Linked DNA regions of Homo sapiens: region 2 is linked to region 1. Evidence: read pairs that join two places in POLR2A ChIA-PET (ENCODE). Cell type or tissue: PC-9. All regions are shown on one strand.

Region 1 (8,000 bases):
TACTAAAGTCTACTTGCTCAATTAGGATGGAAGCAGGCCTCTGTGGAGAGCGAAGCCTCATTAAAATGTGGTGTGTCTCTTTTATAAGAGCAGCTCTTGGGAGAGAAGCTGTCCAATGCAACGGAGATTCACAGAGACATATATGGTCCCTCAAGGCTAGAGGGTGGCACTGGTGTTTGTGGGCGATGCTTCCAAGTTCAAAGGCTAGCAGGGTGGGGCCCTGTCGAAGAGAGGCTGACAGAGTGTAGCTTGCCACAGCCCAAGCTCTCAAAGTGTCTGTCGAACCCTTAGGTTTTTACATAGTTTGAAGTTCAGTGGTTGAGGTCAGTAGCTCACTCGTAGGATCTGATAAGGTGTGATGTCACATTCTTGAGAGGGGGAAGGACTACAGTCCAAGTTCTTGTCATAGCAAAACATGTTACTCAAGCTATGGCCATGTTTGGAATCATTTCCAAGTTCCATAATGTCAGGAATGCTGCAGTGGTCTGTGTATGTGGTTTCAGTCACCTTCCACATAGAAAGCTTTGACTTCCCCTGAGTTATTTTGAGCAGATGGTTATAGGTGGTTCTTGCTCAGGACCGTCGTTCAGACGGACTCACGCAGACTAGAGATGCTCTCTTAAGACCTTGGAGCTCATCCGAAAGGGAACACCTCATGGATCTGCTGAATGTGAAGTCCATGCCGAAGGAACCACGACAGGAGGAGCTGTGTCACCAAACATTCTGATAGCTGCTCCTTGCTTTTCAGGCATTTCTGTGTAACATCCTACAACTCATGTAACAAGACAGTGAGCAATGAAAACCCTTGTTGTGTTGAGCCTGACAAAGGCGGAATTCCCCAAAGTCTGGCACAAACACCAGTCACGTGGTATCCTCCCCTAAAAAGGTGTTGAGTGGTCAAGGAAGTTTGGAAAACACTTTACCCACCATTAATGCATTTAGTGAAGTCTCAGAATCATGTATAAACATATTCTTTTTTTTTTTTTTTTTTTTTGAGACAGAGTCTCACTCTGTCACCCAGGCTGGAGTACAATGGTGCGATCTCAGCTTACTGCAACCTCTACCTCCGGTTCAACCAATTCTCCCACCTCAGTCTCCTGAGTAGCTGGGATTACAGGCATGCGCCACCACACTCAGCTAATTTTTGTTTTTGAGACAGAGTCTCGTTCTGTTGCTCAGGCTGGAGTACAGTGGTGCAATCTTGGCTCACTGCAACATCTGCCTCTTGGATTCAAGCGATTCTTCTGTCTCAGCCTCCTGAGTAGCTGGGATTACAGGCATGCACTACTACACCCAGCTAATTTTTGTATTTTTAGAAGAGGCAGGGTTTCACTACGTTTCCCAGGCTGGTCTTGAACTCCTGACCTCATGTGATTCACCTGCTTCAGCCTCCCAAAGTGCTGGGATTATAGGTGTGAGCCACTGTACCCGGCCAATTTTTGTGTTTTTAAAGGAGACGGGGTTTTGCCATGTTGGCTAAGCTGGTCTCGAACTCCTGGCCTCAAGTGATCTGCCTGTTTTGGCCTCCCAAAGTTAAATATATTCACTTTTAAAATCCAATATTTCCCAAACTTATTAGTTTTAATGTATATAAAACACCAATTAACATCTCACAAAGCTCAAGAGCCATGGAATAGACTTTAAGAAACATTGCCCTAAGATCCTAGAAATCTTTGATCACGATTATCAAAGATGGTCCTTGCTTTATAATAATCCTTTGAAAATTGTTGACATAGATATGAGAGTTAACTAGAGTGTTGGATTAATGAGGCCACCCTCATCCTGCAAATCTCTGCGGCTAGTGCTTTTACAATTCTGTTTTTCTGTTTTATAGTGGAAGAAGTGGAGGCTCAGGGAGATGAAACCCCCTTCCTTCAGACATAAAGTCAGTATGTGACAGTGTGGACAGATATGGCCCAGTTACCAGCCCCCTTTCGGCAGCTCTTGGAGGGGAGGCTAAGTTCTCACACAAAGGTGAGGAGGGCAGAACGTGCCTGTGGAGGTCAGCAGGTAATGGGACAGGTAGTGCCAGGCATCAAGCGGCCACACACAGAAGTCAGGCCCAGGCTCCAGGAGTCTGGGGGTGAGGCTGAGGCCGCGGGGATGAATTGTGTCCAGGATGCTTTCAGCCTCCTTCTCTCACCTCCCCTTGGGGCCCAGGACCTGTTCTCTGCACCTCCACCCAGTCTCCAGTAGATCCCCCCGAGGTATGGGCTGACACGAGGGTTTTCTTGCCAGGGGGATTTGCATTCCACAGGAGATGCATGAAGACCTTTGTACATTGGTAAACCAGAGAATGTTGGGTGTGACTAAAGTCTGAAAGTAGGAACCTGCTGGGCATTTGGGGCAGGGAGGGGGGCAGCCTGGTGGGGCAGGGTCCATGTGCATTGGGGAGAGAGGAAAGTTGAAGGAAGATTGGGTATAACCTTAAGTGCCAGCATGAAGCCCTTGACTTTATCCTGTTGCCAGCGGAGCCATGGATGGCATAGGCTGGACTGCCCTGACAGTGGATCACTGGTACGATCCTGCTGGAGTCCTTGGGCCTCTAGGCAGGGCATGGTGTGGGAGAGTTGGGTTGGTGTCAGAGAACTCTGGGCTTCCTGTAGATGAATCCAAGGGCCTTCTCCTTGGAGGGGCCCACTCGCTCCCAAAGCCTAGCCCACCTTCCCCAAGCTGCCCCCTTGTCAGCTCTATGTAGACACCAGGCTTCCATGCAGGGATTTGCTTTTTGCCAATAACAGAAAAGGGAGAAAAAAATTTCAAGCTCCCTGGAGAGGGATAACTGGTTGTATCTGAAACTCAAGGGATTGGCTAATAGTCCTCTAAGGAGCAGGGTGACATCAACACCTTGAATTACTCACCTGGTATAAAATGGCCCCAGTCCCTTCAGCCCAGCAGCTGCTCATCATTGGCTGTACATTGGAATCATCTGAGGAATTAAAAAAATATATATATATACATATATATAGATGCCTGGGCCCCATCTCCAGAGATCCTGATTGATTGGTCTGGGGTGCGGCTGGGATTGGGGTTTTAATCTGTGCAAAGGGCTGAGGACCACGGCCTCACAGACTTCTGCAGCGTGGTAGTTGGACATGCCACTGAGGTTGGTCACAGCTCTTTCAAATCAAGGTACTTCCTGGAGACCTCAGGGGCTGATTCTTGCTATACGAAGTGATTGTATTATTACAGTTCCTGAAATGCCCTGAGGTCCTGGGAGGAGAGTTCTGGATTCTCACCAGAACATTCTGAGACCTGACCTGAAAGGGCCCTGTCCTCAGCCTCCTGCCCCCTCCTCTTCATCATGACTATTCTTTCCTGCCCTGACGTGGGATTCTCACTCCATTCTGCCTCCCCAACCATTTATTTTGGACAATCATTAAAGATAAATGTTTAAAAAATCATCTAAGAAAACATGTGTATCCCACTGGAAATTTCAAGGCAATGAGTCATCACACTCCTGGTCCCCCTCAAATTCCCGTCTCTTATGTAAGGCTGAGTCATTTTTTTGTGAGGTCCGTGCATTGCAGAAAAAAATTGGAAGGCTCTCAAGATAAGTGTGTGTGTGTGTGTGTGTGTGTGTGTGTGTGTGTGTGTGTGTGTGTGTGAGTGAGAGACAGAGAGAGAGAGAGGGATTGATTCACATTATTTGCAGCTTTAGGGGACTGATGGTACCCCTGAGTTAACATCAGAGATTCCTCATCCCCTATACTCATTCTTTTTCTCTCTACTTCAATTTCCATCCGGTGATGTTTTTGCTCCAGAGTGCAAATGTGAGCCTTTGTCATCCTGCTGTCCCGGCTCAGGACCACTGTCTGTTGTGGGGCCTGAGGACAGGCCAGCCCATGGAGAGGGTGCTCCACTCCCCAGCATGCACATCCTGAGCAGGCCCCAGAGCCCGAGAGGTGGATGACCTATGTCTGGGGTCTAGCTTCCAGGTCTGGGTTCTGGTTATTTCTGATTTTTCTCAGAAAAATACAGAGGTTGTAGAGCAGGGTTCAGGAGAATAAAGAATCGCAGGTATTTCAAGGGAGCAAACTGAGGGAGCCCATTCCCTAGAGGAATGAGGTTGCTTTTTGGGAGTTTGACCATAAAATTGACACATAGAAATCAAAGCAGACAAAGGCCAAGCCATGCTAAAAAGAGACAGAATGGGGCCCAGGCCAGTGAGACCTGCGTATCTAAAGGAAAAGATGCCAGTCAGAAGGGGTCAGGTCTGCAGCAGAGAAGTAGAAAAGAGCCAGTCCTAGGCACACGGCCACACCCATCCCACACTGCCTGGGGAAAGGGATTCCAGTGTCCCCACTGGCAATGGCATGTCTCTGTTGGGGAGGTGCATGCCTCCCACTTTTGTAGCCTGAGATTTTCAATCATTTGCACTCAGTAAGGAAAGGCTCTGGTTCTGAGCCCAGAAGCCCAGGCCTGGCTCCTTAAGCATTGTGCCTACAGGAAAGGGAGGGACTGCATGTAGGGACGAGAGAGCAGCCAGCTGCTCACCACTTTTCCTGTGAATGAACAAAGCCACTGTATTAGTCCGTTTTCACACTGCTGATAAAGAAATACCCAAGAATGGGTATTCACAAAGGAAATTCACAAAGGAAAGAGGTTTAATGGACTTACAGTTCCACGTAGCTGGGGAAGCCTCACAATCATGGTGGAAGGCAAGGAGGAGCAAGTCACATCTTATGTGGATTGCAGCAGGCAAAGAGAGCTTGTGCAGGGAAACTCCCATTTTAAAAACCATCAGATCTTGTGAGATTCATTCACTATCATGAGAACAGGGCAGGAAAGAACGGCCCCCATAATTCAATCACCTCCTACCAGGTTCCTCCCGCAACACACGGGAATTGTGGAAGTTACAATTAAAGATGAGATTTGGGTGGGGACACAGCCAAACCGTATCATCCTTCTGGTTTGATACAGTGTGAGCTAATGTTGCATGAATTCCTCCCTTCATCACCGTGAGACCACCTCTCACGGATGAAATATAATCAGGAGAGAACCTAGAGGGGGTGAGGCCATCAGGTGAATACCATTCCTTGGGATCCACCGGCCTCCCCAGAGGGGTCCTTGGCTTTGTCAGAAGCCTCACCCCTTTCTTTTAACTTCCTGAGCTGTGCTGTCCAATATGGTGGCCACTGGCCCCATGTGGTTGTCGAGCACTTGAAATGTGGTCAGTCTAAACTGGCATGTGGTGTACATGTGAAATACATATAAAATTCTGAAGACTTGATGTGAAAAAAAATGAAGAATATCTCATTAATAATTCTCTGTACTGATTGCACATTGAAATAATATTGTGGATATATTGGGTCAAATAAACAATATTATTAAAATTAATCTCACCTGCTTCTTTTTACCTTTGATCCTACCCCAAGGCCTGCCAGAATGAAAATAAAGAACAAAGACAACAAAGAAAACAGCCGACAGGAACAGGATCTTGGGAGCCAAATATCAGGTGGGTGAGTGGTCACTGCCCCCAACATTGTACTGGGCGAATAGTGCCCCTCTAAAACTCTTGTCCACCTGGAACTTCAGCATGTGACTTTATTTGGAAATAGGGTCTTTGCAGATGTAATTAGATAAGATTTTACTGGGTTTGGCTGGTTATAAATCCAATGACCGTTCTCTAAGTCCATGTAAAGACACAGACACACACGCGGGAGGAGGAAGGCCATGTGGTGATGAAGGCAGAGGTGGGAATGATGCAGCTACAAGCCAAGGAAAGCCAGGGATTGCCAGCACCAACCCAAGCTGGGAGGAGGCACGGAGGGGTGCTTCCCGTAAACCAAAAAGTGCCTGAGTCAGGTATCAATCAATGCAGAGGTTTATTTTGCCAAGGTTAAGGACACATGCCTAGGAGACAGGTCGGTGCCTTTCTCCAAGGATGATTCTGAGGGCCTCAATATTTAAAGGAGAAAAGCAGGCTCAAGGGAAAAGAGGTCACATAACTGAATCCATGTGTTGCAAGAGAAAAGGAGTAGGTAGGGGAATGGTCAATTATGTATTCCTCTCAAGCTCACCATTAGATAAGGTGAACACAGAGTAGCTACTGTGGAGATATTTTACTTTTTATCTGTAGCTATCTGCTCAGGAAAAAAAAAAAGAAGGCAGCTTCTTCTATGACTCAGCTTTCAGCTTAATATGTTTTTCTTTTAGCAGGGTGAATTGGGGTCCCAAGTTTTTCTTTTCTTTGGCAGAGTGAATTGGGGTCCCAAGTTTGTTCATTCTTTCTTGCTTGCTTGCTTACTTGCTTTCTTGCTTTTTTTTTTTTTTTTTTCAGGGTCTCACTCTGTCACCCTGGCTAGAGTGCAGTGGTGCAATCTCAACTCACTGCAGTGTCAACCTTCTGGGCTCGAGTGATCCTCCCACCTCAGCCTCCTGAGTAACTGGGACCACAGGTGCATACTACCACACCTGGCTAATTTTTGTATTTTTCGTAGAGACGGGGTTTTGCTATGTTCCCCAGGCTGGTCGTGAACTCCTGAACTCAAGCAATCCCCCTGCCTTGGCCTCCCAGAGTGTTGGGATTACAGGCGTGAGACACCATGCCCGGCCTGGGCTCCCAAGTTTTTACTTTGCTTTCACGTTCCCTGGAGTCTTCAGAGGGAGCATGGCTCTGTTGACACCGTGATTTCTGACTTTTGGCCTCCAGAACTGCGGGACAATACATGTCTGTTGTTTAAAGCCACCCAGTTTGTGATAATTACAGCAGCCCTAGGAAGCAATATACTTAGTATGGAAAAACAATGTGAAATTTCTCATTAGTAATTTTTTATGTGAATTAAATGATTGATTTGATAATATTCATTTGGGTTAATACAAATATATTGGATTAAATAAAATATAGTATTAAAATGAATCTCACTTTTTTTTTTTTACTTCTTACAAAATATGGTGATTAGAAAACACTAGGTTGCATGGGTGACTTATTTATGGCTTGCTGTATATTTCTATTAGACAACGCTGTTCTACAGTGTACAAAACAAGGGACTCTGAGGTCCCTGTGTGTGAGACCCTGCACCTCTTCCTCTGGAGAAGAGAGAGTGGAGAAGCTTTTAAAACAGAAGCCCTGGCCAGGCACGGTGGCTCACGCCTGTAATCCCAGCACCCAGGCCGAGGTGGGTGGATCACTTGAGGTCAGGAGTTCAAGACCAGCCTGGCCAACATGGTGAAACCCCATTTCTACTATAAATACAAAAATTAGCTGGGCGTGGTGGCGGGTACCTGTAACCCAAGCTACTCGGGAGGCTGAGGCAGGAGAACGGCTTCAACCCAAAGGCGGAGGCTACAGTGAGCTGAGATCACGCCACTGCACTCCAGCCTGGGTGACAGAGTGAGACTATGTTTCAAAATAAATAAATACATAAATACATAAACAAACAAACAAAACAGAAGCCACACAAAGGCAGGAAAGGTTTTTCCACAAAGTCCAGCAGCAGTGTCCCCAGACACGAGGAAATATCAACATTTCAGCCTGAGGTGAGACCGGCAGGAGAACGGAAGCCCCTGGATAGGCTGGGAAGAGGAATCAGGAAAAGTCTTCTACTACAAGTGGGATAAGAATCTTGTGCCACTCCTGGCCAGGGTGGGCTCTGCCTTTGAGAACAATCACAGTGCCCCAAAAGGGAACCCTGTGCAGAGAAGGCCAGGGTAGGTGGAAGGCCGGAAAGACACAGGGAATGCTCCTGTCTCCTTTGAGGAGGGCCGGAGCTAGAGCCCCACACCTGCTACACTTTCAAAGGCAGCAACCCAAAGCCGGGCCAAGGTTCTAGAATCCTGCCTGCATGCCTTTGCTGGCCGTAGGCTGTGTGGGAGTGGGGTCTTGGGGTTACCCAAACAGCTCATTGGCTGTGGAGTTGGGGGTGTGGGGATGGAAGGTGGAGAGAGGGAAGCCACCTGGCTTAGCCAGGCCTGACTCATGTTTTCCTTGGCTAGAGCTGGGATTCCTGTCAAGGTTTCTGTCCCAAGATAGCATGGCTGACTGAGCCAGGCAGTGG
Region 2 (8,000 bases), 220 kb before region 1:
ACCAGGGTACAGAGCTGGGATGGTGCATGGCTTGGGCAAGTCCATCTGGGCAGAGAGAGAAGGCCAAGGTCAGCCTGTGGGTGGGGACATGGCGGCCTCACTCCACATTTGTACCTCAAGCCTCCCAGCCACAGGGGCGCCTCCTGGGACCCAGCTTGGCGTTCCATTCATGGGGGCACCCACACGTGTGGCTGAGCCCGGGTATGTGGAATGTGGGGGTCCAACCCAAGAAGCAGAACCCACAGGGCTGTGCTGGCCTCTGGGTGTTCTGCCAAAGCATAAGGGCCCCGTAAGGTGGGAGGCAGTTGGCAGAGGACTTCTAGAAGGCGTGGGAAGGATCTTAAAGGACAAGGCACAAGCAAGGAGTGGGCATTCTGGAAAGGCGTCTTGCAGGGTGTGGGGTGGGCATGGGAGGCATGGCTCTTTGAGGCCACAGGAGGCCTGATGGACTGGAAAAGAAAAGAGGAAAGGCTGGGTGCAGTGGCTCATGCCTGTAATCCCAACACTTTGGGAGGCTGAGGCCGGCGGATCACTTGAGGTCGGGAGTTCGAGACTAGCCTGGCCAAAATAGTGAAATCCTGTCTCTACTAAAAATACAAAAAATTAGCCAGGCATGGTGGAGGGTGGCTCCCAGCTACTCGGGAGGCAGAGGCAGGAGAATCACTTGAACCCAGGAGGTAGAGGTTGCAATGAGCTGAGATCACGCCATTGCACTCCAGCCTGGGAGACAGGGCGAGACTCTGTCTCCAAAAAAAAAAAAAAGAAGAAAGAAAGAAAGAGAGGGAGAGAGAAGAAAGGAAAGGGAAGGAAAGGAAAGGGAGAGAAACAAGTGAAGGAAGGAAGGAAGGAAGGAAGAAAGAAGAGAAAGGAAAGAAGACAAGCACCTAGAAGGGTGGGGCTCCCAGCTCAGAAAGTTCTCTGCATGGGAGAGAGCACCCAGCCCTTCTCCTAGCTCCCCCAGGACAGGAGGGGCCTCTGTGGGCTCAGCCCAGCTTGCACCAGGCCCTGTACCCTTGGCGTGGGTGTTCTTAGGGGGGGAGTGTGTGTGCTGGGCAGGATGCCACCACTACAGCCACTGAGCCCTGGCCCTTGCGTGGGGGCTGGGGAGTGAGCTGTGTGCTCCTGAGATGGCTCAGGCCTGGCACAGACAAGAGAGAGGAAGCTTGCAATGGCCTCTTCCTTCTGGGCCCAGGCTGAAATGAGAGATCACAGTCAGGGTGGCAGGAGACTGCTCAGCTGTGTGCACCCTTGGGGAGACCGTCTGTGCTCCTGACCTTCACGTGGGGATGGGCCCCACCTCAGGGGTCAGAGCTGCTGCTCTTCAGGAAGTCTCCCATGCCTGCCCCATTCCCAGCTTGGCACATGTGCTCTCTGAGTGGGTGTGGGTGCCACAGACAAAAGCAATCGGTGAAGTTCTGCAACATGTCCCGCTTCCGCTTGTCTGATGGTGCAGGGAAGCAGAGTGAGCCTCTCTCTGGGGATGTGCAGGGCTGCCAGGAACAGACACACTCACACTCAGGGTCCCTCCAGTCTTCATGGGGGCCACCGTATAAGGAGAGGAGGCAGATGGGACTCTTGCCCGCAGTTAGGCCGCAGGAGTTGGAAAGCTCATTCAGGACGGAATGGAGCTCCAGTGTTTCCATCATCTCTATGCACCTTGCAAGTAGGTGGCCATTTCTTTTGTTTCCAGAGCTCTGCCTGCACAGAGATTCACCTGCCCTTCAGTTTTGCTTTTATCTTCTAGCTCCTACCAATCAATGATTCTCCATTCTCTCAGCCCCTTGGCTTCAGCTGCTTTCTAGCCTCTGCTCCCCCTGGCCCCCCCTGCTGCCCCCCCGCCCCCGCTTCCCTCTGCCTACCTCACTGTCACACTGCAGAGGCCAGGCCACTGCAGCCTTCGGCAATGTCAGCATCACAAAAGGCAAAGGGAGAGGAGGAGGAGCTCTTCCAGATTAGAGGAGCAGAAGGAGCTGGCTGTAAAATGGAGGGTGTGACCCTGAGCTGGAGAAGAACACTCTAAGGAAAACTAGTGCCTAACCTGAAATAGGGGTGGTGGATTAGATAAGAGCACAGTGGCAGTGTTGAATGTCCTATTTGTTAACTCTGCTGTGGTTAGATACAGGGATGACCTTTGTTCTTGGTAAACACACACTGAAGTATTAAGGGGAACAGGGCACCATTTATGCAACCTGTTCTCAAATGGTTCAAGAAACAATGATACGTGTTTTTAAAGAAGTCCACAAGGACTTCTTGCCAAATTCCAGAGACAGTTAAGAGAGTGAGAGACTGAGGGTGAGCGGGAACAAGAACAAGAGAACAATGACAGCCCCCACCTGTGTTGGGGGCCCCTATGTGGGGGTGTCAGCATCTCTGAGGCTGTGGGCCAGCCCATGGGGGACATACTGGTTCTGGAACCCAGCCACGATGCCATCAGCGAGTGGTTAGGATCGTGGGGCCCCACGACCCAACGCAGTTCCCATGGCTGCCCATGCTTTCGGGCATCTTCTGAACACCCTATTTGGGGCAATGTCCAGCCTCTTGTGTGACCGCTGCTTAAGGGTCCTCTACTCCCACTGCAGAGGAGCTGGGGTAGTAGGCATCGCAGAGCACTGTCATTCCTCTGCAGCCAGTGGGGCGAAGCTGGTGGTGGGGCGGGGCTGGCAAGTGGGGGTTCCGGGCACCCAAGAGGCCCCTGGACCCATGTATCTTCCTCTCCTGGGCACTCCCGTAGAGGACTCCTGGTGATGCGAATTTCCATGGATCCCAGAGGGGTCCTTCTGCTCCGGCGATTTGGGGAGGCTCCTGCCTCTGCCCAGAATGGGTGAGGCGGCACTACACAGTGTCTTCCAAGGGCAAGGCCCTGTGCTCCCAGGCCCTGCCCTGTACCAAGTCACTGAGAGTGGAGGCCCCGTGATCTCTTCACCTTTCTTGGGGACAAAACCCACCTCCCAAGGTTGTCGATTGGAGAGGTTCCCAATCAAAGGAGTGATTAGAAGAGAGTTCACTGGTAAGTGAAGCATCGTATTAGCAGTACAGTGCAGGAGGCATGTTACTATTCCCATTGTCATCTTCATTCCAAGACCAGAAGCAGGACAGGAGCCCCTCCATGGATGGACCCTAAGGTGATGATGATGCGAAGGAGAAAGGAGGGTGTTTAAGGGGCTGTGTTCTGTTGTCTGCCCTCTCTAGAGGGACCTGCATTGTACCCATTGCCCAGAAAGGACATGGCATGGCGTGATGGGCTGACACAGGCAGGGGACCAGAAGGGCCCAGGGCATTGCCCACTTAGCACTCCAGCTGCAAAAGCAGCCGTATGTGTCCTGAGGCCCATGGCTCCTGGTCATAGCTGATTGGATCAAGAGAAGGCACCTATCCAAGGAAAATCAGTCTGCGGGCTGCCTAGTGACCCATGGAAATATGAGTGGGACCAATCAGATCCTCTCGTTCAAGATTTAGCCATTAGGAGGGGAGTGGCCAAAGTGCTGTAGGTGGTAGGTCAGTCAGGAGTGGGGCTGGAGGGCCAGGGCAGTGTTGAATATGGTTCTAGGGGAGCAGCACCTCTCCGTGAAGTCAGTAGCGGGAAGAGGAGGGTGGAGCCAGCAAAGGCAGAGAAGATAATTGCTCACGTGTATTGAGTGATAATTGCTGATGTGTATTGAGCAATTACTATGGGCCAGGCACTGTTCTAGGATCACTTAATCATAATCCACAGAGCAGGCACTATACCACCATTCTTATTGTACAGATGAAGAAACGGCTGAAGAGAGATTAAGAAACTTGCTCAAGGCCACACAGCTCGTAGTGGTAGAGCTGCACCTTCAAGCTCAGACTGGTGACTGCAGTGTCACCCTGCTGTCTCCTTCACGGTGTGTGGCTGCTTTGGCCCCAGGCCTGGGCACTCCATTTCCTGCCCTAGGGCTCCAGTGAGCTCCCTCTTATCTTTTGAGTTACCTTCAGGGTGTCTCTGTTCTTTGCAACTGAAAGAGCTTGATGAAAATTCTAAGAAGTTTCTGGCAGGGGACGGGTGGTGGGGGGATCCTTTCGAGTCAGGAACTCCCTGACCTCTCAGGATCCTTTGGATCAGTACCTCATGGGTCAGTTTCACAGGCCACTTAGGCATGAGGCTCCCTGCCCGTGGGTCATCATCAAAGTCTAGGCGGATGGGGAGGTTTGGTTAGTCAGAGGCTTCCCAAGCCCAAGAAATATTTGCACAGTGACGACATCTGAGTGCTGGGTGGGGGATAGGAGTGCAACAATGAGCACTTTGGTACCAGAAAGGAGTCTGGGTGGTGGCGGCTGAAATGCCATTCATATTTGTGCCTGCAGGAAACACTATTCATATGTAAGTGCACAAGTGGGAGCTGTGTCCTGGAAAGTGGCACGTGGGTGGAAGTCTGAGGGGGTGAGAGGCAGTCTGAGGTCTGTCCCCAGACTCTAACCCTGGTCCCAGCATGGTGTGTTTAGACACAGGAGCCAGGTGCCTCACTCTCCAGTGAGGGTTTCTTTGTGAGCACAGGGCCTGCAGATGGGCAAATGGGGTAAGGCAGTGCCTGGGGCCCTGAGCAGGTCTCCACCGCTGCGTGACTCTCCAACATTCGACCAACTTAAGGTCAGCTTGGGAAACCCTGTTCCCGTCAGAAGAGGAAGGCAGAGCCTTCCCTCCTTCCACATTCCCTCCATTCCCCTCCCGGCAGGATGAGTTTCTAAGCCTCTCCCCCAGGCTGGCAGACACCCCCTGCCACCTAAGGTGGCCTGTACTTCTCGCCCAAGGAGGCCATCAGCTGGGGGTTAGGGTACATGACAAGAAGTTTGATACCAAGTGTTCAATCACTCAAGCTTGTAAATGTGTTACCTTAAAATAAGGCCACAGCAAGAGAAGCTGGGCACCCAAAGGCTGCAAGCAAAGCCCTTCCTTATGGGGACAGCAATGTCTGGCTGAGCGTGGCGCGGAGGGTGGGCACTGGGGGAGGCCAGGCCGCCGGGAGGCGCGGCAAGAGGGAAGAGTCCAGACGGCCAAGAACAGCCCTGGGTTTGAGGGGAAGCCTCAGGGCAGCTGTCTTCAAAATGAGGTGGCTGCAGCCTTGGGGGTGCTATGGTGACCCCCTGGGGTACAGGAAGAAACAGAGCTTCTGTGTAAATGAGCAGCGTTCTTTAGAGTTGTTTTAATGCAGGTTATAATATCCACAGTACGTTGGTATGTGGCATAACTTATTAGGGGTGTACTGGTATGGACTTCTCAGCAGAGGTGGCCAATCTGAACAAGGCCCAGGTCCCTCCCATGCCTCCTCTCCTAGGCTTCTTCCCTGCAGCTGAAGGTGGCCCATCAGCAATGCCCGAGGGGATCTCTGTTCAGACGTGAGTCCTGCCTTGGCCTCTCCCAGCAATGCCCAGAGGCAGCAGGGGCTTCAGGGGTCGCCCTGGACAGGTCAGAGGCCAGGATCAGCCCTGCCTGGACCCCTCTTGCCTCCTCCTACCCTCTCCAGGCTTTAGCCCAGCCTTAGCAACACTCTCACCAGCTCAAATCCACATTTTCCCAGAGGGTCCTCCCTCCCATCCTTCCTTTCCCACATCCCTCCCCAGGTGGGCCCAGGTCTTGGCTTCGATGCCTTCTCTGGCCTCCCTCATCCTGCAACAGCCCCTCCTGTCCAGGGCCTGGCTCAAGGCTGGTGTGGGAGCTACATGCCCAGTGAATATACATGCTGCTTCAGACAAGCCTGCTTCCCCTCCAAGGGTTTCTTTATTCAACCTGCAAAGTCACTGTCAGCAACTTGGCCTGGCCCTCTGCTGCTTCCAACAAGGAAATGCTTAAAAGTCAGGAAATGCATTGGGTGCCTTTCCTAGTACCAAAAATTGACTATAACCACTTTGGGCACCCTGAGATAAACCAACAGCATTTGCTTTTTCTTTACTTTTCTAACAGAATTCCAGAAAAAAAATAGATCTCTATTTTATATATATAGATAAAAAACTATATTTATATACACACATACATAGAGATCCTTCAACCAAGAAGAGGCAAAGGATCCAGGGTCCTCTGTGGTGCCCCTTGGCCTGGCACAGGAAAGCCAGGAGGCACCAGCTGTCTTGGGAATCATCTCGGGAAATGCAGTGCTGAGCTAGTGTGCCATGGATGGGGGGTCTCCAACAGCCCACTCCTTCCGAGGAAGGTGGAGCTATGATGAACCAGGGCAGCCCTCACCCGAGCTTTCCACACATCCTGAAATGCAAGCTGTACCTGATGGAGCTTTGAAACTAAAACCCAAAGTGCAGATACAAAAGGATCCCCTGATAGGCCTGGGGGACTGACTCCTTGGAGAAGAGTTCCAAGAGCATCATGCAGCAGGGGCCGGGGAAGCCAGTAGGGAGGACATACACCCACAGCCCCCAGGCCCGGAAGACAGGTGTCATGGACACAGAGGCCTGCTCAGCCACAGGAGAGGGGCTGGGCTCTGTCCCCTCCTCAGGTCTCTCTCAGGCAGGGGAAGCCAAAAGGCCAGGGTGAGGCTCGAATCAAGGCAAAAAAAGGGCTGTGGGTGGTGAGATGTACTGGGGACAGTCCTAGAAACTGCCTACCTCCATGTTGGTGGCCCTCAAGGGACCTGCATTGTAGCCTAAGACCTGCAGGAGTAATGTGTTGACTCAGGGTATTAGAAAGGACTGGATCTAGCAACCACAGGATCTAAAGCCTACGGAGGCTGCTTGGGCTGGAGCACATCGCCAGGGAGATGGGGTGGGTGGAGATGGAAGTGTTAGGGCCGGTGCTCAGTACCCCTGGTCAGACCCCAAAGGCACTTGGTAGCAGGGGGAAAGAGCAAGGTGGGGCCCAGCTGGTCTCAGAGGGCAAGCAGGGGCAATGCAGGAATCATCTACTAACTCCAAGTCTGAGAAGGGAACCCAGAAATCTCATAGTCTTCCCACTTGCCCGCAGTTTCTTCACATTGTGACCGCCCTGGGCAAGACCTGAGAGAGATCCAGAAGTCTGTACTGTGCTGAGAGTGGGGAGTGAGAACCCCCCACCCAGACTCCAAGCCAGAGGCATGGGTGAGGGTGAAGGACAGCTGTGAGGCTCCCCGCTGCCCAGCTCTTGGGGAGCAAGTCTGGTCACCACAAAACTCTCCAAAGGCACTTAGGGTTCAAGTCAGACTGTTTCCCAAGGCACCAACAAAGAAATCCAGGAAGGCCCTCTTGGCCCAGCCAAGAGAACGAGGGCTGCAGCTGCAGAGGCGTTCACTAAAGATGTATTTCCCTGAGGCCCCGCACCTGATGCCACTGTTGCCCCACCCTGACCCACGTTCCCTGCTGCCTCTCCCTCTGGCCAGCCCCTCCCTCCCTGCGGCTGCAGCGTCGTCAGAGCTCTCTGGGGATGATGGAGAAGGGCAGTACAGGGCTGCTGGCCTCCAGCTCAAGGGCGGTGAGGAAGCAGTCAACGGCAGCCTCGTTCTGGCCCTGGGCCTGCAGCACCTCGCCCAGGCCCTGCCACGCCTCGTGGCACGTACTCTGCCTCTCCACGGCATCACGAAGCACCTTCTGGGCCAAGCTCTTGTGGCCCAGCCGACTCAGCATCAGACCCTGTGGACGAAGCACAGGGCAGGGTGAGTAGGGGTGTCCCATGGCACAGGCATCTTGGCAACTGGGCCAAGCACAGGTGCACGGGTGGCAGCAGCCATCAGCTCGAGAGGATTCCCGCGTCTCTGGCTTGGGCACTGTTAAGTGACTGTGCCTTTCCCCATACAAATCCTACCTGGCCCTGCCCAAGCCCTGCTTTAACCCCAGCCTCCTGGGAAACCCACTGCAGGAGCTCTGTTCCTGCCGGTCCCGAGGAACTGGCTTTCAAGTCAACAGACCTGGCTGTGTCACACTGTTTGGGGGATCCTAGGCAAATCCCAGCTCTCTGGCCCTCAGTTTCCTCATCTGTAAATGGGAAAAATCACAGCATCTCTCTCGAGAGCGCGGTGAGGTTGAAAGGAGTCAGGAGGTGTAAAGCTCTGAGAAGTGTCTGG

Evidence for each region. Peaks named below come from ENCODE experiments on the same cell type or tissue, not always from the same donor. Only the 100,000 strongest peaks of a DNase experiment are listed, where the experiment ranks them.
Region 2: POLR2A ChIA-PET joins it to region 1 with 10 read pairs; 2 of 35 experiments call an interaction of 5 or more read pairs at or near these places.

The regions. Positions count from the first base shown.
Region 1 is chr2:46,850,852-46,858,851 of GRCh38, reverse strand. LINC01119 (long intergenic non-protein coding RNA 1119) reads right to left here. Exons shown (of 3, transcript NR_024452.1): 2 at 2,862-2,929; 3 at 1-766. It overlaps LOC107985880 (a long non-coding RNA gene), which reads left to right and starts at 5,326. Exons shown (of 2, transcript XR_001739449.2): 1 at 5,326-5,458. In PC-9, no CTCF peak of the experiment used is centred here; DNase peaks (open chromatin) are centred at 2,851, 3,141, 3,491, 7,931 and 1 weaker place; H3K27ac peaks cover 5,298 bases.
Region 2 is chr2:47,073,271-47,081,270 of GRCh38, reverse strand. It overlaps TTC7A (tetratricopeptide repeat domain 7A), which reads right to left. Exons shown (of 20, transcript NM_020458.4): 20 at 5,148-7,569. The coding sequence ends at 7,348. Among named protein-coding and RNA genes, the nearest start is that of STPG4, 78 kb to the left of the region's middle. RefSeq lists enhancers at 1-529, 530-1,307. In PC-9, no CTCF peak of the experiment used is centred here; DNase peaks (open chromatin) are centred at 2,090, 3,840 and 4,230; H3K4me3 peaks cover 599 bases; H3K27ac peaks cover 5,436 bases.